Linked DNA regions of Homo sapiens: region 2 is linked to region 1. Evidence: chromatin loops called from intact Hi-C (ENCODE). Cell type or tissue: HepG2. All regions are shown on one strand. Links, peaks and the distances in the headings refer to the core of each region. The heading gives the core; the rest is flanking DNA. Region 1 has its middle 130 kb from the start of LINC02188. Region 2 has its middle 12 kb from the start of FOXL1.

Region 1 (16,545 bases), core at 139-8,138:
TTGTACCAGCCAGGACCAGCGAGGTTGGGCTGCAGTCAGAAATAAACCCTGAAACCTTAGGGACTTCATGCAACCCACATCTGCTTCTCACTCACATGGCATGTTCCAGAAAGCCCAGGTCCCTGTTCCACACCATTGTTAGGGACTCAGACTGAAGGAGGCACCACTCCTGGGCACAGCAGGGAGCAAAGAGTAGAGAGAACTCATTCCTGCCTCAACTGCCCAGGATCCAAAGTGGCCCGTGTCACTGTTGCTCACAGTCTGTTGTCCAGAGCTAATCACCCAGCTGCCTGCAAGAGAGGCAGGGAAGCATGAACTCCTTGTGTATCGTCAATAAAGTGGATATAAAGTGGAACGGTCTCAGCTGTACCCCACCACGGACTGTCCCATGTGACATTGTAGTTGCCTATTTACTTCTCTGCCCACCCCACACCCTAGACTGAAGTTCCTTACGTTCACAAATTTCAGGCTTCTCCTCCATTTGACTCTTAGCAGCTAGCACAGTGCCCTTCTTGAAGGCCCATGAAGTTTCAGGGAGAGCCTGTCACACGACCCGCCCGGCTGTAAAGCACCTCCAGGCTTCCACAGAGCCGACTCTACTGGTGCGGCACGGCTGTGACGGATCTTTCTTCATCCATCTCCTCCCTCTGCCAAGTCATCAGAAAATGCTGAGCACCTATGGAAAATCCTGAACATACTCCGCCTGTTCTGCCTGGTTTTCATTTTATGTTGTGCTGGGTTTTTTTGGTACAATAAACAAGGTGAAAGCAAGGAAGTAAACAATGTGGGGTTCGAGGGGGTTTCAACAAATGAGCGCCACCTCGCTGTGTTCTGTTTTGAGCACGTGCATCCCTGGTTTACACTGAGAGCTGGAAAATGGCGCTTGGATGGCAGCCAGGTTTCCAGGGTGAATAAACACCTCCAAAGGGACAAATGTTTTTCACAGACTGTGAGTGAAATGGAGACTCAAATATTTAAAAATAAATATATAAAAAAGAAGAAAGAAAAGAAAAGGCAAGGAGACCCTGCTGACCTTAGTTCCCAAATGAGCTAAAAACAAGTTTTTATAGTAATATTTTCTGCATCCAAAGAAACAAAACTTCTTATTTTCACTACTCCCAGAATGAGTATTTCTGTATGTCACTACTCCCAGAACGAGTGTTTTTAAAATGTCATTTTTGAGATTGAACAAAGGGCTTCACCCTTTAAGCCTCAAGTTAGTCATCAGTAAAATAGGAATACTGATAATTCCTCACTCCCTGGGTAATTATGAGAATGAAATGACTTGTTATACAAAGGACATAGATCAGGGCCAGCATGTGGTGAGTTTCATATAACTGTTAGTCATCGCTGTCTTCATCATCACCATCATCATAATCACTGTAATCACCACAATCACCATCATGATCATCATCACCATCACCACCATCATCACCATCACCACTGTCATTATCATCACCTTCATCTCCACCATGATCACCACCATCACCGCCACCACCAGCATCACCATCACGACCATTGTCATCATCACCACCACCATCATCGTTACCACCATTGTCATCATCACCATCACCATCATCACCATCACCACCATCACCATCATCACCACCACCATCATCACCGTCACCACTGTCATTATCATCACCTTCATCTCCACCATGATCACCACCATCACCACCACCACCAGCATCACCATCACGACCATTGTCATCATCACCACCATCATCGTTACCACCATTGTCATCATCACCATCACCATCATCACCATTGCCACCACCATTATCATCACCATCACCACCATCACCATCATCACCACCACCATCATCATCACCATCACCACTGTCATTATCATCACCTTCATCTCCACCATGATCACCACCATCATCTTCAGCATCACTGCCACCACCATCATCACCATCACCACCATTGTCATCATCACCACCACCATCATCATTACCACCATTGTCATCGTCACCATCACCATCATCATCATCATCACCATCGCCACCACCATTATCATCACCATCACCACCATCACCACCACCATCATCATTACCACCATTGTCATCATCACCATCACCATCATCACCATTGCCACCACCATTATCATCACCATCATCACCACCACCATCGTCATCACCATCACCACTGTCATTATCATCACCTTCATCTCCACCATGATCATCACCGTCATCTTCAGCATCACCGCCACCACCATCATCACCATCACCACCATTGTCATCATCACCACCACCGTCATCATCACCACCACCATCATCATTACCACCATTGTCATCATCACCATCACCATCATCATCATCATCACCATTGCCACCACCATTATCATCACCATCACCACCGTCACCATCATCACCACCACCATCATCACCATCATCACCACCACCATCGTCATTACCACCATTGTCATCATCACCATCATCACCATTGCCACCACCATTATCATCACCATCACCACCATCACCATCATCACCACCATCCTTATCATCACCATCATCACCATCATCACCATCACCACCATCACCATCATCACCACCATCCTTATCATCACCATCATCACCATCACCACCATCACCACCATCCTTATCATCATCATTACCACAATCATTATTATCACCACCACCATCATCACCATCATCACCACCACCACCACCATCATCATCACCATCATCACCATATTCAGAAACCTGGGAATCTGGTGTGATTAGAAATCACAGCAACCCAGCAAAGGGAAACTGGAAACCCAAAGTTGACTACAGGCTGAGTATGGAATTTCCTCTAGGCCTTAGTTTCCCCAACTGTAGAAATGGAGACAGAAAAACCTCGTGTCACTAGCTTAAGGGTGTTTGAGATATGGCCATGCAGTTACTATTTCCACGGCTGCAGACAGGAAGGTGTTAGAGCCATTATTGTTAATAGTTATGTTTATTTTGGAAAAGAGGGTCAAAGTGGGATGAGTTAATATATTTATAATCTGTATTTGTTCTCAATCTATTTATGGGCCCAGAAATGAAGGTGGTCTAGTTTTCTAAAATGCAAAACATTGATGATAAACAGAACCTCCAAACTGGGCAGTTTTCCATTACCCCTCGCCTTGGGTGAGTCTTTCCACCTACTTGGAATACCCCACCTCCCTGCTTCTTCTGACAGTTCCCACTCACCCTCCATGCTCAACACGGCCGCTTTTCACTTACCAAATAGTCCAAGAATCTAAAACACAATCATCCCATCATTGTCCCTTTACACCCAGCAGTCGGGGTGGGGGGATTAATTTTCACAAGGGATGGTTGGGTAAAGCAGGGCTGAAGTATTTAAAAGGAGCCCATACCTTTCTGCCTAGCAATTTAATCTTAAAATTTACATTTTAAAAACTAAGCATTTGTCCTGGAGAAATAATCATGGATTTGCATCAGGCACTGGCTCAAAGGATGATCACCCCAGCACTGTTTTGACAGCAGAATAATGGGAGACCATCAACATGTTCAGCTGAGGAGATGGCACGCTTGCATGCTGGAATACTAGGCAGCTATCAGAAATGTTTTTATGGGAAAAGAAAACACTTAGTAAAATAGAAAGATGCTATGATGTTTCAAGTGGAAAAAAGACAGGATTCAAAATAGCGACGGTGGCCTTACATCCTGTTGTCCCAGCAGGAGTATCTGACTCTTCCCCTCTCACTCTTCACACTCCCACTTAGGACCATGAAGTCCATGGTCACCTTCAAATTAGAATGCAGAGCAAGATCCCGTCTTCATGGAAAACATTGTCTGTACTTCTTCGTAGAAAAAGGGCCAGAAGAATGTGCTCCAGACGTTGGTGGTGGTTGCCGCTGGGAGCGGAGTTAGGAGCAGAGCTCCCAGATGGCCCATTTGGCTCCAAATAGCACTGCTTCCTGCCGGGTTTTTCCTGGTGTAATTAATCAATTAATCACAGTGTCTTCTGTCACTTCCAAAGTGTCCCAATTTGGCTAATAAATTACTTGGTCACCATAATTTTGAGAGATTCTTATGGTGCTTTTGCTCATCTCTATTTTGTGAGCGTTTGCCATCAAGAGAATAAAACCAGAAAAGTGTGGAATGCATCAGCCAAAGCACCACCTTCCTCAGAAAGAGTTCCCCGATCCTCCTGCATGAGACAGTCAAGGCTGAGTCCCCAGTGTCACTTCTTACCTGACACATGGCAGGTGAACGTTAAATGATGGTATTCACCAGAAAGTTGGAAAGCCTACCTCTAGGGCCAGGTGTGGTGGCTTATGCCTGTAATCCTAGCAATTTGGGAGGCCTAGGCAAGCGGGTCACTTGAGCCCAGGAGTTTGAGATCAGTCTGGGCAACATAGCAAACTGCCTCTCTGTCTCTACTAAAAACACAAAAAATTAGCCGGCTGTGGTGGCATGCTCCTGTATTCCCAGCTACTCGAGAGGCTGAGCTGGGAGAATCACCTGAGGCCGGGAGTTTGAGGCTACAGTGAGGTGAGATGGTGCCGCTGCACTCCAGCCTGGGCAACTGGAGTGAGACCCTGTATCGGAAAAAAAAAAAAAAAAAAGAAAAGAAAAAAGAAAAGCCCAAAGCCCACCCCTAGCCACATGGATGACGCTGTCCTGCTAGCAACGGGAAGAAATTAAAACACTCCTCATGCAGACATAGAAAACATGCCTCCTCCAAGGAAGCCATTCCACCGGATGATGGGCAAGGCCGCCCACTCCCTTTGTGGGTGATATTTTCCTGGCTCCGTTTAGCTGGTGTTTGCACCCAATGAGGACCCTCCATGTGGGAGAGGAAGAAATTGACCCAGGAACCAAGCCTGAGGCAGAAGCACCGAGTGTCCACCTTTGTACTGTGCAGAGCTGCAATGCACGCCTGTCTGTTTTTCCAGGGATTTTTTTCCATCCACCTTTGAACTACCTTGAAACAATAAAGTGTTCTCTTTTGACAGGCTGGCCTAATGGGAAGGTTGACCTGATTTCCACTCTCCTACCGAAAAGTGACAATGCAGCCGCTGGGCTAAGGAGGGACGTTGTGTGACCAGTTTAGAGGCAGGAGTTCACGCGGCTGCAGTGAGGAGGGACGTTGTGTGATGAGTTCAGAGGCAGGAGTTCACGCGGCTGCAGTGACCCTCTGCAAAAGGAAGCAACTGGACATTTCCTCTACACGTTGTCTCTTTTGAAAAGTTCCAAGTGAGGAATATTTGTACTTGATTGTTTTTCTTTCCTTGCATGCCAGCAAAAACTTACTCACTTTAAGAGAAACGGAGAAAAAGCCTGGGTTATTAAATTTTAGCGGACAATCACGTTCAAGCCAAGAAAAGTGCCTGCTGATTTCCCCAGGCAGGGCTACCTCTGCCCAGCACCCATAACCACCCCAGATCAAGAGCCTGAGCACAGTTTTGGGACACAGATTTCAGGTCAAGTTGGCTCTCATGCCTACAACCCTTATAATACTCCCTGTTACTTAGGCAGGGGATCTCTGTCTGGTTTTACCTGGAAATCACTTGGAATACTCATAAAAATACTGAGCCTGGGCCTCGCAGGCCAACCTGAACCTCCAGGTGTATGTGTATGTGTGTGCGTATGTGTGTGGTGTGTTGTGTGTGTATGTGGTGTTTATGTGTGTGTGGTTTGTGGTGTGTGTATGTGTGTGGTATGTGATGTGTGGGTGGTGTGTGTTTATGTGTGTGTGATGTGTGTATGGTGTATGTGTGATATGTGTGGTGTGTATGTGTGTGTGTGTGATGTGTGTGTATGTGTGTGTGATTTGTGTGTAGTGTGTGATGTGTGTATGTGATGTGTGTGATGTGTGTGATGTGTGTGGTATGTGTCCATGTGTGTTTATGTGTGTGTGTGATTTGTGTGTATGTGATGTATGAACGTGATATGTGTTTGGTGTGTGTGTGTGTGTGCATGTGTGCTTTGATTCTTCAAAAAATTCTTCGAGTGACTCTAATATGCTTTTATTGTTATTTTTTTTAAGGTCACCAAGTGACTCTAACATGCAGCCAGGCTAGTATCACAGCTGCGGGCCTCAGTCCATTTGCAGGTGGCTTCTTGCTGCCAGCACCAGTGGCCCCATCCCATGGGTGTCTCTGGCTGAGGGAGCACGCTCAACCCACGCAGGGGCAGAAAGAGTTGCTGTAGGGTGGATGGCCCAGGAATAGCCTCCGCCAGCTTGGGTTGAAGGATCAATACCCCAGCTCCCTCACCGCTCATGCAGACCACCTGAGGGGTGCTCCCCACTGTCTCCAGGAAGCCTCTGATGGGTCCGAGTCCAGGTGTCCCTAGGGAAGCCTGACTGTCAGCACTCCCCACCGTGGCTTCCTTCCCTTCCCTGTCACACGTCCTCACGCTGCTACTAAGCTTCTTGGGATCCACCCAAATAAACTCCTGGCACTCAGTGCTCGTCTTGGGTTTGCGGACAGTCCCTAGAAGAAAACTCGACAGTTTCCAGTGAGCCTGCAGCACTGCACAATCTGGCCGCAGGGTGTCCCCTCCTGGGTCCCCTCCCCTTGGCCACCCGAGCTTCCTATGTCTGCCTTAAGTGTCCAGTTTCATCTGTGCCTCTGGATGCAGTGCTCATCCAGACCATTCCTGTCCTTCCCCTCCCTTTAACTGTCTAAATCCTACACATCCTCAGACCCCAAGTAATACCCCTCTGTAGGGCAGCCTTCCGCAGTCCCCCGCCCATCCCTTTGGTTTCTCAGCATTGGAGCATCTGCCCAGACTTTCTTCCCTTGATGCCACCATTTCTGTCTGTCTCCACAGACACCATCTGTGTCCAATCCAGCTCACCGTTCTCCTGTTCTAACATACTTCACCTGCTCCCGGCCTGGCACTGGGGTGCTCAACCCTGGCAGCCCATGGGCATCCCTGGCAGCCCTTGAAAAAACATTGACCCCCTCAGTCCTGCCTCCAGATTCTGCTTTCTGGGGGTGCAGCCTGGATTGCTGGATTTCTAGTGCATAGCCTAGGCTGAGAAACCAGTGCTAGAGTCTCACCTCACTGACCTCCAACCACTCAAGCTCCTCTCTGATCTGTGGGCATGGCCAGTAGAGCCCACCTTGGGCCTCCGCACACACTGCTGCCTCTCCCCAGAATGCTGTTCTTGTCTCTTCCATGGGGATGGCGATCCTTCATTTTTCCCTTCAGTTTTAACTCCATCGTGAATTTTTGAGAAGAGCCTTCTCTGATCACCCCAGCAGTGCTCTGTTTCATCAAGCACTGGCCACAATCTCACAGTCTTGTCTGTTGATTTTCTGTCTTTCCCACCTGGAAGGTGAGTTCCAGGAGGGCAGGGATGGATGTCACTCACCATTGTGGCCTCATTTCCTGAATGAATGAATGAATGAATGAATGAATGAATGGTAAATTATGGTTTATAGTGCTCCTGCTCTTAAAGGCACCCTGCCAGTTGCTTTGCAGGAGACCAGGCTGGTGGTCTCCACTCTTCTGTTTTTGTGATTCCAATACTCAATTCCAAGTCTCATCTAAAACCATCTTTTCTCTCCTGAACGGAATCCACGCCACCAGGCTCAAACCTGCCTCCTTCAGCAAGCCTCCCCAGGACCCTCCTCACACGTTCCCTGATGACACATTCAGGCACACACATTTATTGCGCACCAGCTGAATGCCAGCCACAGCGCTTAGGTGGGGATTCAGCTGTGAACAGCATCATCGGGGAGCAAGCCAGACCTGTGGTGCAGAACCACAGAGGCAAGGAGCCACAGCACCAGAGATTGGCAGGGACCATCCCTCCCATCACCCATCTCCTGATCTAGATGGAGTTGGGCTGCTGAGTGGTACCTGAAGCATCCTAGTGCTCCTGTTCTCAAACCATTTTCATGTATGTGTGTTTTATTTGTTTTGTTTTGTTTTTTGTTTTTGTTTTTGTCTTTTTTTTTTTGAGACAGAGTCTCACTCTGTCACCCAGGCTAGAGTGCAGTGGCGCGATCTCAGCTCACTGCAACCACTGCCTCCCAGGTTCAAGCAATTCTCCTGCCTCAGCCTTCCGAGTAGCTGGGATTACAGAGGCCTGCCACTGTGCCTGGCTAAGTTTTGTATTTTCAGAGAGACGGGGTTTCGCCGTCTGGCCAGGTTAGTCTCGAACTCCTGACTTTGTGATCCGCCCGCCTCAGCCTTCCAAAGTGCTGGGATTACAGGCCTGAGCCACAGTGTCTGGCCATTTTCTTGTTTAAGATGAACTTTTGCTGCCTCTGTCTGCCTGGTGTTTGCACCCAATGCAAGCTCTCCATGTGGGAGAGGAAGAAATTAACTGAGGAACCAAGCCGGAGACAGAAGCACCAAGTCTGCACCTTTGTACCCTGCAGGGTTGTGATAAACTCCTGCCTGTTTTCCAAGGATTTTTTTCTACTCACCTTTGAACTACCTTAAAAAAATACAGTGCCCTCTTTTGACAGGCTGGCCTAATAGGAAGGTTGTCTTCCTTCTTTTTGGAACTCCTACAGAATTTCTCCCAGGCCACAAAGCTACAATGTGGGACTTTCCTTACTTAAAACGTGACTGCCGTTTTCATAGTCAACAATTCCATCCAGCACAAAGGCAAGAGAAACTCATGAGTCATGGCCATCTTTAAAGGGAAACGAAAAAACAGGTGGAAAGTAAATATTTAGAAAGGAAAGGAATAGTTCTCATTCTCATAAAAATGAGGGAGGAAAATGCCATATTGTATATTTCTTCTTATGTTCATAATCCTTTTAACCAAGGGTGCTGACAAGGAGCATTTGTATAGAAATCTTAGATGCTCTGAAGTCAATGCTTACTGCCTGTCAGAGAGACGCTTCGTCTGACCTAATACATCACACACTCTCACACTCATACACTTTTACAAATACTCACATATTCACACACATGCACATACTCTCACATATTCGCACACACACATTCTCACACCCCCACAAAGCTCACACACTTACGCACTCACCAAGCCTATGTCATCCCCCCTGTTTTTTCAGTCTCTAAAAAGCTGCATATACCAAAATGAGCAAAATATGTGAGCTATGAAATCCACCTTGTTGAAAGGCTAGGTTTTATTGGTCAGCTGGTAAATGAAAGCACATGGTGGAGAAGTGCTACGTTCAGGAACACGCTGCGACTATATTACTCCCGGCTTTATTGGTTCATCTCTAATCGGAACCAGCTGGTCATAAAGAATAGAGTTCATGGGAATCCACCCTCTGTTGAAAGCCAGGCCAGGGTGGATGCTGGAAGCTGATGAGCACAATGAAAACAGCTGTAATTGACTTGTGAGGTCAGGCTCTGGGTAAAACTGGGGGACAGAGGTGACGCTACAGCTGGTGCATAAAATGCTGGGCTCCTGGTTACCCATAATTGTGTAAAGAGGAGCTGAAGAGAAAAGCGTCCAAGTCTTAGGAAGCTCCTCCCAGAAGAGTCTGCTGCTGCCGGCCTGCACCCGGCAGCTTCAGAACCACAGAATCACTCTGGGCTGCTTGTTGACATGAGTCACAGTAATTATAAGGATGACACCCGTGATCCTGATGATGATGGTGATGATTACAGTGATGATGAAGATGAAGATGATAATGATGGTGAGGAAGATGATGATGGCGGTGGTGGTGATTAGCATAATGGCAGCAGTCAGAAACTCCAAACAGGCTCCATGAAGCACCAGGAAAATTTCTGTAGCAAAGCCTTGCAACTTTTTTCTTCTTCTTCTTCTGTTTTTGTTTGTTTGTTTGTTTGTTTGTGTGTTTTGAGGCAGGGCCTCGCTCTCTCTTCCAGGCTAGAGTGCAGAGGTGCCATCATAGCTCACTGCTGCCTTGACCTCTTTGGCTCGAGCAATCCTCCTGCCTCAGGCTCTGGTGTGTATCACCATGTCTAGCTAATTAAAAAAAATTTTTTTGAGCAGACAGGGTCTCACTATGTTGCCCAGGCTGGTCTCAAACTCCTGGGCTCAAGTGATTCTCTCGCCTCAGCCTCCCAACATTTATGTTGGGATTACAGGCGTGAGCCACTGAGCCTGGCCAAAGCCTTGCAGCTTTAATGCTGCGGGAGTTGTAACCTTGACAACAAAATTGAACAATTTTCATTTTTCCTTTGTGATTTATCTATTTTAAACACTTTTGCCCCCCTAAACAAGGAAACTGGCCTCTGAATTCTAGAAATGGAACATATACATTTGCCACCCCCATGCCTCTTCCTGTCTCTAATCAGTCCAGTGGGTCCACCCTTTGGAAAATCGTGATGTGTTAGGAGGGCCTGCAGGACATTTTTAGTGCCTGACAACATCCTACCTCTTCCTCTCCCTATAGGATTGTGTGATATGCACCTTGTTCAATACTTAACATTTCAGTTAATTTTTTAAGTTTATTTTTTATTTTTTGAGATGGAGTCTCGCTCTGTCACCAGGCTGGAATGCAGTGGCGCGATCTTGGCTCACTGCAACCTCTGCCTCCTGGGTTCAAGCGATTCTCCTGCCTCAACGTCCCAAGTAGCTGGGACTACAGGTGCGTGCCACCATGACCAGGTAATTTTTGTATTTTTAATAGAGACGGGGTTTCACCATGTTGGCCAGGATGGTCTCGATCTGTTGACCTCGTGATCTGCCCGCCTCGGCCTCCCAAAGTGCTGGGATTATAGGTGTGAGCTTTTACACAAAGATTTTTGAAATAATTTTGCAAATATTGTGAGCTCTGGGGGTGGGTTAGAGTTGGGACCTCCATCTACACTCTGGCTACGCTTCCTTTCTCCAGGCCCAGGTCAGGCAAGTCTCAAGCACACAGTCTGAAGGCAGCTTCACATTTCTTCTGAACACAGGCTGTCATCCCAGTGCTGGAAGTCAGTGAGATCAAGCTCATCTGCGATTCTTGGAGATGCTGAAGCCAAAACAATGCCAAGCTTCTATCTTCCAACTTCATCCCTTCACTTCCACTGGCCCCACAGTGAAAGTACCAAGCTAATGCGCATGGATCAAGTTCCTTCCTCCCCTGGAAACATTAGCTGCCTGAGGGCAGGGGCTTTCACTGTCTCATTCTGTGACACATCACTAGCCTGACTCAACCCATGTTGGTGTTAGCAGTCTGTATCCTGCTCACTAAATCTATTTGGGGAAATTACTGTCCACAACCATCCAATGGCCTTGCTTCTCCTTGGCAGTGATGATGATGTTGGTGATGGTGATGACGATAGTGATGGTGATGGTGTTGATGGTGATGGTGATGGTGATGGTGATGATGGTTATGATGATGATGGTGATGACGGTAATGATGATGGTGATGATGTTGATGATGGTGATGGTGATGATGGTGATGGTGATGTTGGTGATGATGGTGATGTGATAGTGATGGTGACAGTGATGATGGTGATGGTGATGATGATGGTGATGGTGATGGTGGTGATGATGGTGATGGTGATAGTGATGGTGACAGTGATGATGTTGATGGTGGTGATCATGGTGGTGATGATGGTGATGGTGGTGATGATGGTGATAGTGATAGTGATGGTGACAGTGATGGTGGTGATGATGGTGATGGTGATAGTGATGGTGACAGTGATGGTGGTGATGATGGTGATGGTGATGATGGTGATGATGGTGATGGTGATGATGATGGTGATGGTGATAGTGATGGTGACAGTGATGATGGTTATGGTGGTGATGATGGTGGTGATGATGATGGTGATGATGACGATGTTGGCAGTAATGATGATGATAATGGTGATAAGTTTTTTCTTTTTTATTACCATGACCATTACTAGAACTAATGAAGTAAGTTAATCTGTAGTCACAAGGGTTTGCGAACATTTCCAGCAGCAAGACCACTTCTTTTCTATATGTCCTCACCCTAAATTGTGGAAGATGTTATAAAGAAGCTCATTGTCTGTCTCTGATCAGTTTGGGTCCAGGAAGGAAATGCCCTGAGGCAGATGGAAAGAGAAGTCCGTGTGTCCTGGAACGGAGGCTTAGCTGAGGGGGTCAGTGAGAGAGGCCAGCACTTGGAAGCTAAGGAGCACCCCCTGCCCAGCCACTTGGGGTCGGCTCCTCCTTCCCCACACATGGCACACACACCTGCCAGCTGGCCTTTGCTTTGCCAGCCTTTGTCCTGAAATGCCCTTTGTCCTTTCCGCCAAATCATCCTGCAGGTTGAAACTAGGTCCAAGTGCATCGAGCTGTCACCAGGTGCCTAGAACTGTCCCATTTCATCCTCTCAATAACTCTATGACATAGGGAAGGTAGGCACATGACCTCCATTTCACAGATGAGGAAAGTGAGGTTTCCAGAAGGGAATTCATTTGTCCAAAGTCACCCTGCTAATATTCAGTAGACCCCACAGTCCCCTCTCCCCATGCGCTTTTTGAGGCACCTTTAGGTTTCTTGGAACCGAGTTCAAAAACCACTGACCTTGTTTCTCTCTTATGGGCTTTTCCAGCCTGTGATGTGGTTATTTTTACAACTTTGGTCCTCTCTTTTGGTCCTGAGATGGTAAGACGTGGATGAAATTCAACACACCCTGTACCCAATAGGGCTCACCAGTGGCTTTGAAGGCAAAATGTTTTCTTTCGTAAATCTAGAATTTAGAAAATAAATTCTTCTTCCCCACAGGCAGATGCTGACCCACCCACTAAGGCTGAGGCCAAAGAAAATTCTCCGATGACAAGGCTCTGCAGGTGCCATACGGAGCGAGTGCTTTTCAGGCAGTTGGCGGAGCCCAAAGCAAGCTTCCCCCAGAGCATCCGAAGGGGCCACTTGGCTGCGGTCGCCATCGCGAGAACAACAGGAAACTGAGCAGGGGCTGCTGTCGTCCTGGGCAGGACAGCTCTCCATTTCCCTTCAGGCCTGGCATTGTTTTGCTGATGGAAGAAAAGTGGAATGGGGCGTGATCACACTGCCGGCTCAGCAGCTGGAAAGCTCATGTGTTTGCTTAAATGTGCACAAGTTGAGGTCCCTCTGTGCTGCTGATCCCCACCCCCTCTCACCACAGGGTGTTTTCTGATCACCAAATGTATGTTGGTTAGAAGACTTGGCAGTTCTCTGGCCCCAGAGGTAGAGCTAGAAGTTGACGCAGAGTCTCAAGTGGCAACTCTGTTGTCTATGCTGTCTGTTGGTGATGATGGGCCGGGCGTCCCAGGAGGAAGATGACTTTCCAAGGTCCCTTTCTGAGGCGGGATGGCGCAGGGGAGACACTGGCAAGGAGAATGAGGGTTGGGGGAGCTCCAGGGCTCCTCTGCTCCTGAGTGTCAGTGGAGGGTGGACATTGACCAGACCAAAGAGTCTTTGAAACAGGGTCATGGGCAACCATAACTGCATTCCAAGAGGCCCAAAAGACGGAAGGCCCAGGAGACCCCCAAGAATGAGTGTGTGATGAGCAGCCAGGCCCTAATCACCCAAGTCCTGGCTTTGAGAGGGGAGGGGTTGGGCACATAGTATTTATCAGCATTGTCATTAGATTAGAGCACTAGTTATCCAGTCTCCATAAGGTTAACAATCTCTGGGGAGCTTTCTATAAAATGCTACCTCCCCCCCCGCAACTCCAAGGTTCCACGCCAGTCCATCTGGAAAGGGGTTTGGGAATCTGCATTTTAACAACATCCTGTGTGTTTCTGGTGTGGCGGTGAGTGGGTCACACTCTGAGAGACAAGGTCTTAGAGCAGCGGTTCTCAAACTCCAGCACCCTGAGGCCCCCTGCAGAGCACGTTCACCCCCAGATGGCTAGACCCTTGTTAGTGTCTCTGATTCAGCAGGTCTAGGGTGGGGCTCCAGAACCTGCGTCTCCAACAGGGTGTCAGGGGAGGCTTTGCTGCTCTTCCCAGCACCTCCTTTAAGAATGACTCTTCTTTCTTGGAAAAAAAATATCAGTTTGGTCATGTCAACGTCTCAAAGTCAGGGGAAACAGGCCTTTACCATTTTCTATCCCCCAGCCCAGCAGACTCATCTCTGGCTGATTATGTTTGCCTTGAGAGTTTTTAAAAAGTTCTGTTGATGTTTTCATCTGGGTGAGGTGCCAGCTACATTTCTAAAAGCCACCCTCCCCCAGGGGATGCTAAGGTGCAGCTGGAGCAGAGAATTCCTGTCCCACTGTGCCTGACACAGTGCAGGCAGCCAAGTTTAGTTTTTATATCAGTATTTTTTGAGTGCCCACTGCAGGCTTTCATTGATATTTATTGAATGCCTACTGTCTTCCCAGTACCTGCAAGAGGCAGTGGAGGTGGGAGAAAAAGGGACCTGCCCAGTCCTCAAGCAGTTCACAGCCCACTGGGATGACAGGTGTGCAAGGCATCCAGGTAGGAGCTCCAGGTGAAAAATGGCAGGTGCCCTAGGACCACAAAGCAGAGAGAAATGATTCAGCTGAAGGTGAGGCAGGGTGTGAAAGGTTCCAGGAGAAGGGAAAATCTGAGCCTGTTTCAAAGGACGGCTCAGGAAAAGGCAGGCTGGGATGGCTCAATTTCAGGCTGCTGGGACAGCCACACAGCGACAGCATCCTGAAACATCACAGAGCATTCCACGAACTCTGGGCAGGCTGGGGTCACTGGAGCATGAAGCATGAGGCAGGAGTGATGGAGGATGAGGAAGGAGATGAGAGCTCATCAGGAGCATGCATGTTTAGATGTAAACTGCCTTCGGAGCATCAGTTATGATTCATTTGCCCTGATGGAGAGATGGAGGTTCAGTGACGCATAGCAAGCCATCAGCCTTGGTGCAGCCGCATGGGGACCCGATCGTTGCCCCTCCCAGGCAGGGAAGCACAGCCCATTGAGGCTGTTTCTATAAAAAGCACGACTCTTAACTCCTTGCTAGGAGCTTTTGGTGCTAGGATTCCTGTTGGAATCCCAGTGCCCTTCTCCTAGGAATGAATGGGAAGAGTTGGGGAGCAGACTGCTTGCCAGGAGAGCTGGTCTGTGGTCCTGTTCTCTGGTCTCTGGTCCTGTTCCAGCCGTTCATTCACTGGGTCATCTTAGATGAGTCTCTTCTCATTGCTGCCTATAAAGTGAAATTGGGCAGAAAATCTGAAGACCACTGTAGATTGTTCCATTTTAGGAAGGTGTCTCCTGGTGCATCAACGCATGAATGGAAGCAGTGCTGGGAGAGGGAAGCTGCAGACCCCCCAGGCTTCCTTTATGTGCCAGGCCTCCCTTTACATGCTCTTGCCAGCTTGGCAAAATTCCCTTCCTGCCGTGTCCTTGGACAAGCCCTAAACACCAGGTAGCAAAGTGCAGGCAACGTCCCTCAGCGTGAGCCCCGTCCTCGGCTCCACAGCTTCCAGCCAGGATAGATCCCCAGGTCACAGGCCCTTGAACAGAAATCAGTCTATTCAGAAACATTTTGGAAATTAAGACCAGGCCCTGGCTCCTCGGGGAGGAGTGAGAAGCCCGTGGGGTCTGCGGCCTCTTTCTCACGAGCTGCCTCCATTCACAAACTAATGTGCCAAGAGATAACTTGCTAAAGCGGAACGGCCTAGAGTTCCACTAGAGATCCCACGGTGGTCTTCAGATCTTCTGCCTAATTTTGCTGGAACTCCAGATTCAGAGGCAGGCAGGACTGGACATGGAATCCTGGACTCCCAGCTGCACTCTGGTGAGAAGATGCTGGGGCTTCATCCCTGAGCTTCCCCTCCCTTGTGTGCAGATCCTATGCCCACACAGCTACCCCGTGCCTCACACCCATTGATGGCTTCACACTGTTCTTAGGACGAAAGCCAGGTGTTGATTCAGCACTCCATACACAGTGGTGGCTGCCATTGGGATTCTTTGGAGAGCGGCCCCAGGCATCTCCCTCAACCTCACTGGCCCTCAGTCTTCTGTGCTAGGAGGCAAGGAAGACTTGGTTCCTGCGTATTCCTCCAGGTAACTGGGATAAACACATGGGAAACTGATGGGAGAGGCTTGGGACACCATGATGACCCAGACCTTGTGGATAGGGCAGGCCTCGGGGGCTTCCTTTATATGTCGAGCCTCCCATCACGTGCTCTTACCAGCTTGGCAAAATTCCCTTCCCGGCACATCCTCAGACAAGCCCAGAACACCACGAAGCAAAGCGCAGGCAACATCCCCCAGAAGGAGCCCCATTCTCAGCTCCACAGCGTCCAGCCAGGAGACCTCCAGGGCTCCTAGAGAGAAGCAGGATGAAGTTCCAGTAGGATGCGTAGACCCTTCAGGGTTAAATTCTGTCTTCCTTGGAAGACTCGGAAAGGCAGATGATGTAGCCAGCGGAATAAATACAGCCAAGTTGCCCGGTTCTTTTGGTTGGGTACCAGTGCCAAGAAAAAGCAAAGATTCTTTTGTCCCCTCGAGGTCCATTACTTTCTCTATCGGTGTTGCCTCCTCCATTCCTCCCTTAGCCCACACTTTCAGTGGGATTATCCCCCGTGTCCGGCATCCAGCCCTGGCCAATCGGAGCCTTTCACCACTCAGATCACAGTCGCCAGTTCCCATATCAGCAACTGGTCCACGTGGGCCAAGAAGACTCAGTTCCAGGGCTTCGGTTGGAGCAAATGGGAAGCAGGGGCTGCCTCTTTCACTGAGGTTGCTGGGAGAATGAGACTCAGGCCTGGGGCTGCTACCTGGC
Region 2 (8,572 bases), core at 573-8,572, 270 kb after region 1:
TCAATCCGCAATGCAGCCTCCCACGAAAAGCCAAGAACACGGCAGGTTCAGACCATGAGCACTAGGATGAGTCCATCCCCTGGGCTCGCCGAAGATGAAAAGAATCGCTTTGCTACATCAAGATCACAAACCTATTACATGTTTAAACCCAAAGAGGGGTCCCGGGCCCTTTGAAGCCAAGGTAAATACAACTGCTTAACAGCTTCTTTTAACTCTCCAATGGGAACCGAGTTGTTTAAATGGATTCACGTTTGCTGGCAATCTCTTTTTGCAACATGGTATTTGTTAGAAATCAGGATTTTACTTAACTAAATGTCTTGCGGTTGCCTCCACTTTGTTTCTTAACGGGGTTCTCTTTATGTGAGTTTTCTTTGGCTTCTCAGTAGAAGAATAACAGATTCCTTTTGAAGTTTTTTATTGATGAATGAGCCGCTATAAATAACCCTTCATGGCAGCCGCCCGATCTCTGAAGTTTACTCTGGAATAATAGTAGCAGTGGGAATGCAGGGCAATTTACAGCAGCGTGTCATGAAATAGTTTAATGGGCTTCATACTGTTTAACTTAATCTTTACAGATGTAAAAACAGAAATACAATTATTTTAACAACTATTATTACATATTGCTTTGCTAATGAAAACAAAGGCTTGGGAAGCACTCAGAGACACTGATTCAAGAACTCAGAGGATAGCTTTAAAATGGAGAGGAGGGGAGGGTGCCGGGAGGCTGGCAGGGATCTCCCTCCATTTGAGGATAGACTGAGTCAAAGGTAGAGGTTCTAAATCCCCCCAAAAGCCTCTTTCTGCCCCCTAGTTTTGCCACACACAGACACGCAGACACAGACACACACACACACACACACAGACACACCGCATCATAATCATGTACCCATGCAGAGCACAGCATCTCTGGCCTGACTTCAAGCTCAGCTCTGTGACATAAATGAGGAGCCCCATGGAGAATTTCTGTTGCCGGGAAAGACAGCCACTTGCTCTTAATGGAGCTCGAAGGACTTTTGCTGTTTCTCCCAGTCCGCGGTGGCCACCTCCCCTCCTTGTTCCTATCCCATTCCCCAACCCCCTTCATCACAACTCCAGCTCCCCGAGGGCATCCTTCTCACCAAAGGGGAAGGGGACACAACTCTCTGGAAATCCTATAAATCCGGAGTTTGAATCTGCAGTTTGAAAGTTTTCCCTGTCCCTCCGAGAAGTTGTGGAGATAAAAAACCAAGCCCCTGGGTCTTGTCCATGGTGGTGTAAATACTGCCCTGCTCTTTTATTCTTCAGGGTGGTCCTCCAGAGTTGAGAATTCCCATCCAATTAGCATTTTCATATGAGGTAAGCTGAAACCCGCTGCACCCCAGACTGGGCACTGGGAACCCCCCGTCGGCCCTGACTGTAAGATTTTGTATCTTGGGGAAGTTCATTTCCCCCCGCTGCCCTTCAGTGAGGTTCTCTCCAGTAAAACCAGGAGGTTGCCTGAATTCTAAACCGCTTGAGGAATGACAGACTTGGGCAAAGAGAAGCCAAAACTTTTGCTATGAAAGCTCAGCTGGGAGCCGGTGGCTTAGATTGACAGTGAGCAACAGACTCACCCGTGCAGCTACAGCAGCCTGGGGCCACTGAAGCCCCCACACTTCATTAGGGTGGATGTGGGCAGCCCCTTCTGAAAGCCAGTGCACAAAGGAACAACATAAAATTTCACCACTGCCAGGGGGAAGAAGAGCCAGGCTGGGTCGCAATATCCCATTAATTCTACTGTTGTTTATGAATCAGATCAGCCCTCCCACCCACTCCTCTCCAGAGCTGAGTGAGTAAAGGGGTGGGGGCGCCCCTGCACGGAAGGAGCCTTCAGAAGCAGGAAGGAAACGTGGAGAGGAAGAGGGCACCTTCACAAGATTTCACGTCCGTTCCACAAGCTTTTATTGTCTATTATGCTCCAAGCACTTGGTTGTAATGAGCTGGGGACTTTCACTCCAGCAAGAGAGTCAGCAGTAAGGGAAAAATTCATCCTTTAGCAAGTAGTTTTGGGGCACCCACTGTGTGACAGACACTAGGCTAGACGCTGTAGAAAAAAATGGGAGCAGCAAATAGAATAAACCTCTGCCTCCACAGAGCTTATGAGTAGCGGGGAGAGACAGATGCAAAACATATTCATGAGCAAATAATTACCTTATTGCCACTGTGACAAGTCCATAAAGAGCTGCAGAATTCTATAACAGCGCATGAAAGGCAATCCAAGGGAGACAGAAGCCTCACTGTCCCATGCAGGGACCACTGGACGTGCATCTTGGGCACATGACCTGCGGCCAGTCTAAGCCAAGATGTGCTGAGCACAAACAATGAACAGGATTTTGAAGACTTAAACCAAAAAAAGTAAAGTAGCCATTATTTATTCAATTAAATTACGATGAAATGGTAGAATTTTGTTGTTTGTTTGTTTGAGATGGAGTCTCACTCTGTCATCCAGGCTGGAGTGCAGTGGCGCAATCTTGGCTCACTGCAACCTCCACCTCCTGGATTCAAGCAATTCTCCTCTCTCAGCCTCCTGAGTAGCTGGGACTCCAGGCAACCGCCACCACGCCGGGCTAATTTTTGTATTTTTAGTAGAGACGGGGTTTCACCATATTGGTCAGGCTTGTCTCGAACGCCTGACCTTAGGTGATCCACCCACCGTGGCCTCCCAAAGTGCTGGGATTACAGGCGTGAGCCACCATGCCCGGCCAATAGTATTTTGGATATGTAGGGTTAAATAAAACATATTACTAAAATTTGTTCACTTGTTTCTTATTACTTTTTTTAATGTGGCAACTAAACATTGTTAAGTTACTCTTTTTTTGGTTCACTAGTCTAGAAGGTCATAAAAGGCAGCCCTGCTTAAGAGGTATTCTATGCCCTTTAGCTTCAAAATCCCAGAGCTCTGTGAACTTCTCACAGGGAGATGAGAACATAATAGAAACATGACTTATACCATTACTCCATTCTTCAGAGTCAAGACCTCACAAAGAGGGATCATACAAGGTTTCTCAAACCTCAGCACTGTTAACATTTTGAATCAGATAAGTTTCTGCTGTGAGGAGTGTCCTGTGCTTTGTAGGGTGACAGTGTCATCCCTCTGTCAGTCATGACAACCAAAACTGTCTTTAGACATTGCCAACTGCCCTCAATTGAGGACCACTGTACTAGACCTCTGCTGGATTCTATAAGATTAATGGCTCCCACCCATAAATGTGCACAAAGATCACCAGGTAAGTGTGCACCAACCTCAAGCCAAATACATCAGAATCTCTGCGGGCCGGGTCCACGTATCACATTTTGCTAAGTTCCCTAGATGGTTGTGATGTGCCATGCAGACCAAGGACTTCTGTGTAGGATGCTGTTTGCTAAGAGGGTGTTTCCTTGCCTGTCTCTTTCACTTTATGAGGTGAGCCCGCAAGCACTGGCCGTGTATTCCTAATACTTTCATGCCCGGTTAGATGATACCGAAAAGTGGCTAAGAACTTTAAAGATAGGTGCACCTACCCGGTATGATACTTTGCCAAGGACTGGCTTTTCCACCTGGAGAAACTATCAGTAGAACACCACTAGTAAAGTAGACACAATAGTACTCACCCTCTAGGTTTGCTTGAAAATTAAAGAGAACATGCATATAAAGACCTCAGCACAGAGCTTGACACATGACCATCGTCATCACCACCATCACCATCACCACCCTCTCATCACCATCATTATCATCACCACCACCATCATCATCATTATCATCACCACCATCACCATTATTATCACCACCATTATCATCCTCTATCATCATCATCAGCTTCATCATCACCTATCATCATCATCACTATTATCATTATCATCACCATCATCACCTTCGGCAGCATCACCATTACCATCATCTCATCACCGTCATTATCATCCCTATCCTCATCACCATCATCATCATCATCATCTTCGGCATCAGCATCCTCATCATCACCATCATCATCCCATTATTGACTGTCTTCCCTACTGAAAGCCCTATGTGGGCAAAGGCCTGTGTGTCATTCACAGATGTATCCTCCATACTCATTTGGGTTCCTGGCATCTGGTCATCATTCAGTAAGAATAAACTACATTGTTTTTCACATCTTGGGTGTAGCGATGTTCAATACAAGTTTTGCTTCATCTCCTCACTCAACAACTATACATTGAGCACCTGGCAGAGAACATGCCCTGGTCATGTGCTGGGGATAAAAAGAGGAAGAAGCTCCAGTCCCTGCTCAGCTCCTCCTGGAGGAAATAAATGTACAAGTGGCTTCTACTAATCCTTTAGGATTGGGTTAGAAACCCTTCTCCATAGTGTGACTATGGAGTAATTCTCCATAGGGTGAGTAACCATCCCAGCTTACCCAGGACAAAAGGGTTTCCTGGGACCCAGGCTTTCAATAATAACTTGGGAAAGTCCCCGGCAAACTGGGATGAGTTTGTTGCTCTACTTCTTTGGCTCCTAAGCTTAGGGGCAAGGAGCCCTCATGCCATAGAAGGCTGCTTCAAACAATGGGAGGTGCGGAGTACAGTGGTTAAAGGCATTGCTCCAAAGCCAGTGAGTCTGAATCCAGACTCCAGCCTGCCACTTACTAGCTACGTGAACTTGGGCAAATGACTAAGCTCTTTAAACCTCTGTTACCTCATCCATCTGTAAATAAGGGAAAACAATAGTTCTTAACTGAAAGGGAAAAGTAAATGAGTTAATACTGTGTACATGTGAAGTGCTTACGACAATCCAAGTGGAGGCCAAGTAATCAGAAAATATTAAAATTACTATTAGCCCCTCATATATCTTATCATTCTTATCGGCCTTAGTTTTACTTCAAACTCTCCTTCATTTACACAGAAAGTGTTTATATTAAGGGATGCACACTTATAGAATATTTGCAAAACTTACAAAACAGATTTGAGGCTGAGCTTCCAGGGGCGACTCCCTGCACTATACTGCAGAAATGAGCACCAAGGAAACTGCTGCCTCTTCTAGGATCAGAAGCCTTCAAATCACACAGAAAGGGGCTGCCACAGCTGTTGGCTCCAGAACCACCTCCATGGTCCACAGCAGCAAAGCCAGCACACCATGCCCTCTCCTTTGCTCACCTGCCTCCCTGAGAAATCCAGGGTTCGCCCCTGCATGTCTCGGTGGTTGACTCCAGATGGCTAGCACACAGAGACAAGCAGGGCTTTCTTCCTGTTTTATGTTGGGAAGGTAGGATTTGAAGTACGTGAACCTATCAGAAACTGAAGAGTGTTTAAAAGATTTTGAGTAACCATAAATGTCCAAATTGCCTTAGATGGCTGGCGCATGTCAATTTGCTTCTCTAGTTTTTCCCACCAGAATATGAGCCCTTGAAGGTCAGGACCTGGGTCTGGTTCATTGACATATTCCTAAGGCATATCACAGCCTGGCAGTTAATGGCAATCACTATTTGTTAGATGAGAAATGATAAACTATGCTGATTACAAAGACCACTAGGTACAAGGCATGTTCTTCATCATGGAAAAATGTAAGCCACCCTCTTCCTCTATGGATATTCCTAAAGGCATGCACTTCCTTTACACGGCACTGAAATGTGTTTTAACATTTGTGAAACTCTAGTATGGGCAGCGTAGAAGATGGTGTGAAGGACAGCAAGGGTTCTAGAAGAAATTGACCTCAATTTTTGACTCAGCCTCTTCCTGTGTGCTACTCATGAAGTCCCACACCCCAGCCTCAGTTTCTTATCTGTCTAATGGAGAGACTCTAGCCAACCTCCTGGAGTTGTTGAAATGATTAAATGATATGATATAGGGCAAAGATTGTGTGCTCAATCTTTCTCCCAAGAGCGTGGACAAAGAGATGAGGGTACAGGGCTTGTGTAATACCAAACAGTTGGGCTGTTTCTTTCAGCCCTGAACCCACTTTTTTGTTCCTTCATGCCAAGTGGTTTTTCTGAATAATCTGGGCACTTGATGTCAAGCCTTCCCTTAATGATGTCAAAACCACTGGTTCCCAAAATCTGTTACACTAGAATCATTTGGGAAGGTTTCTGAAATACCATTTGGGGTTGCCACACTGCTGCCAGCACCTTTAAAGCTGCTCCCCCTGCCACACACACACACACACACACACACACACACACACACAGAGTGATTTCAGTGCTTAGCCCAGATTGAGATTCACTGGTTTACACAGACAACAGAAGTCACAGTTCTAACCAACAGTTATTCCTGTAATTTCAGGAAGGATAAAAATCAACCTGAAAAAAGAAATAGATCCTGACAAGGCTTAGAGAGAGAAGCCAGCATGGTTCCCCCATGAGAATGATGGAGAGGACAGCAAAGTCACTGACTGGACCTGCCAACCAGGGGTCACTTGGCAGAAGTCTTTGTTCCCAATCCCTGGTGCCAGATGCTACAGCAGGAGGTCAGAATGAACCAGAGGGCTGGGAGTGCTGGACTCTCAATTGCAGGACTAATTCTGAAACTGACTAGCCATGTGCCTTAAGAAAAGCCACCTAACCCTCTCTGAGTGTCCCTGTGTTAGTGTGTATGTAAGTGGAGAAAATGGTAATGCCTACCTCACATGAAGGTGGTTAAAAAAGAATGAGAAAGTGGATATGAAAATTCTTGTACAAAATAAGTCTCTTTCACCTCCCCGTACATTTCTTTGCACCTTCCTGTGAATCTTCAATTATATCAAAATTAAAACTTTTAATAAATAAATATTTTTCACTCACCTGCCTCCATTACCAAGCTGTCAGCAATTAAAGTAAAAGAAGCATGACTTGCAGAGTTCTCTGTCCCCAGTAATCTGCATGTGCACTGCACAGGCAATGTTGAAATGCAACTTAGTGACAGTAATGATGACAATGGTGGCAAGGGCGGTGGTGATGATGATGAAGATAATAATGATGGTAATGGTGATGATGGTGGTGGTGGTGATGATTGTTATAATAATGGTGGCGGTGGTGATGATGATGATAGTGATGGTAATGATAATGGTGAAGATGATGATGATGGTGGTGATGATGATGGTGATGGTGGTGAGGGTGATGATGGTGATGATGATGATGGTGATGATGATGGTGGTGATAATGATCGTGATGGTGATGATTATGATGATGATGGTGGTGAGGATGGTGGTGATGATGGTGATGGTGGTGAGGGTGATGATGATGGTGATGATAATGATCGTGATGGTGATGATTATGATGATGATGGTGGTGAGGATGGTGGTGATGATGGTGGTGAGGGTGATGATGATGGTGATGATGATGGTGATGGTGGTGAGGGTGATGATGGTGATGATGATGATGATGATGATGGTGGTGGTGGTAATGATGATAATGATGTTAATAGTGATGGTGGTGGTGATGGTGATGATGGTGATGGTGATGATGATGGTGATAGTGATGGTGATGATGATGGTGGTGTTGATGGTGGAGGTGATGGTGATGATGATGATGGTGATGATGATGATGGTGATAGTGATGGTGAGGGTGATGATGGTGGTGGTGGTGGTGATGATAATGACGGTGATAATGATGGTGGTGATGATGGTGGTGGTGGTGATGGTGGTGGTGGTGATGATAGTGATGTTAATAGTGATGGTGGTGGTCATGATGGTGATGGTTATGATGATGATGGTGGCGATGATGATGGTGATAATGATGGTGGTGGTGGTGATGATGATAGTGATGACGGTGAGGGTGGTGATGGTGGTGGTGGTGATGGTGGTGGTGATGATAATGGTGATGGTGGTGATAATGGTGGTGGTGATGATAATGGTGATGGTGGTGATAATGGTGATGATGGTGATGATAATGGTGATGGTGGTGATAATGGTGATGATGGTGATGATAATGATGGTGGTGGTGGCGATAGTGATGATGATGATGATGGTGATGATTGTGGTGGTGGAGGTAATTGTCGTGGTGGAGGTAATTGTGGTAGCATTAATGAAATACAAACAACTTAGAGAAAGATGATATACCAAAAGTAACACCAAAATACATTGGAAATACCAAGCATACACTCTTGGAGGCAGGATTATTACAAGTAATTGTGGGGCTACAGGTTTGTTCCCTTTTTACCACCTTTCTGAATATTACACATTTCCTGTATGAACACATATAACTTCTACAGTGGTATTTTATTGAAAGACAAATCTACACAGAATAAAGAAAAAGGGTAGTTGAGGTCATAGAAAGATGCTGAGAGTCTACTCTGAACAAACAAAACTTGTATATAAATATGCATAGGTGAAAAGAGAGAAATGATAGCTAATGCTGAGTACGTCTTCTCTCTACCCCTACAAATGCACCCAGTGGCATATATACCTCACTGCAGGGGCTCTCAGCTCTGGTTGCAGAATCAATAGAATTGCCTGAGGATCTTATAAAAATACACCTGTCTGGTTTCACCAGAGGCCAAGTGAACCAGGGTCTGAGGTTAGGACACAGATGCTGGGCGAATCCAAAATTCCCAGGTCATCCTTGGTGCAGAGCAGGTGGGAACCACAGCCTCATGGGTTTCTTCTCATCACATTCGGATGCCGCAGTGAACA

What was found. Hi-C counts contacts between places; a loop is a spot of excess contacts. Peaks named below come from ENCODE experiments on the same cell type or tissue, not always from the same donor. Only the 100,000 strongest peaks of a DNase experiment are listed, where the experiment ranks them.
Region 2: it touches region 1 in a loop (2.8-fold over the local background); 3 of 110 quality-filtered maps call a loop at or near these places.

Annotation. Positions count from the first base shown.
Region 1 is chr16:86,847,119-86,863,663 of GRCh38, reverse strand. No RefSeq gene overlaps it. Among named protein-coding and RNA genes, the nearest start is that of LINC02188, 130 kb to the right of the region's middle. RefSeq lists an enhancer at 12,802-13,302. In HepG2, for the core only: no CTCF peak of the experiment used is centred there; a DNase peak (open chromatin) is centred at 4,923; H3K27me3 peaks cover 270 bases.
Region 2 is chr16:86,586,750-86,595,321 of GRCh38, reverse strand. No RefSeq gene overlaps it. Among named protein-coding and RNA genes, the nearest start is that of FOXL1, 12 kb to the right of the region's middle. In HepG2, for the core only: no CTCF peak of the experiment used is centred there; a DNase peak (open chromatin) is centred at 4,641; H3K27me3 peaks cover 2,475 bases.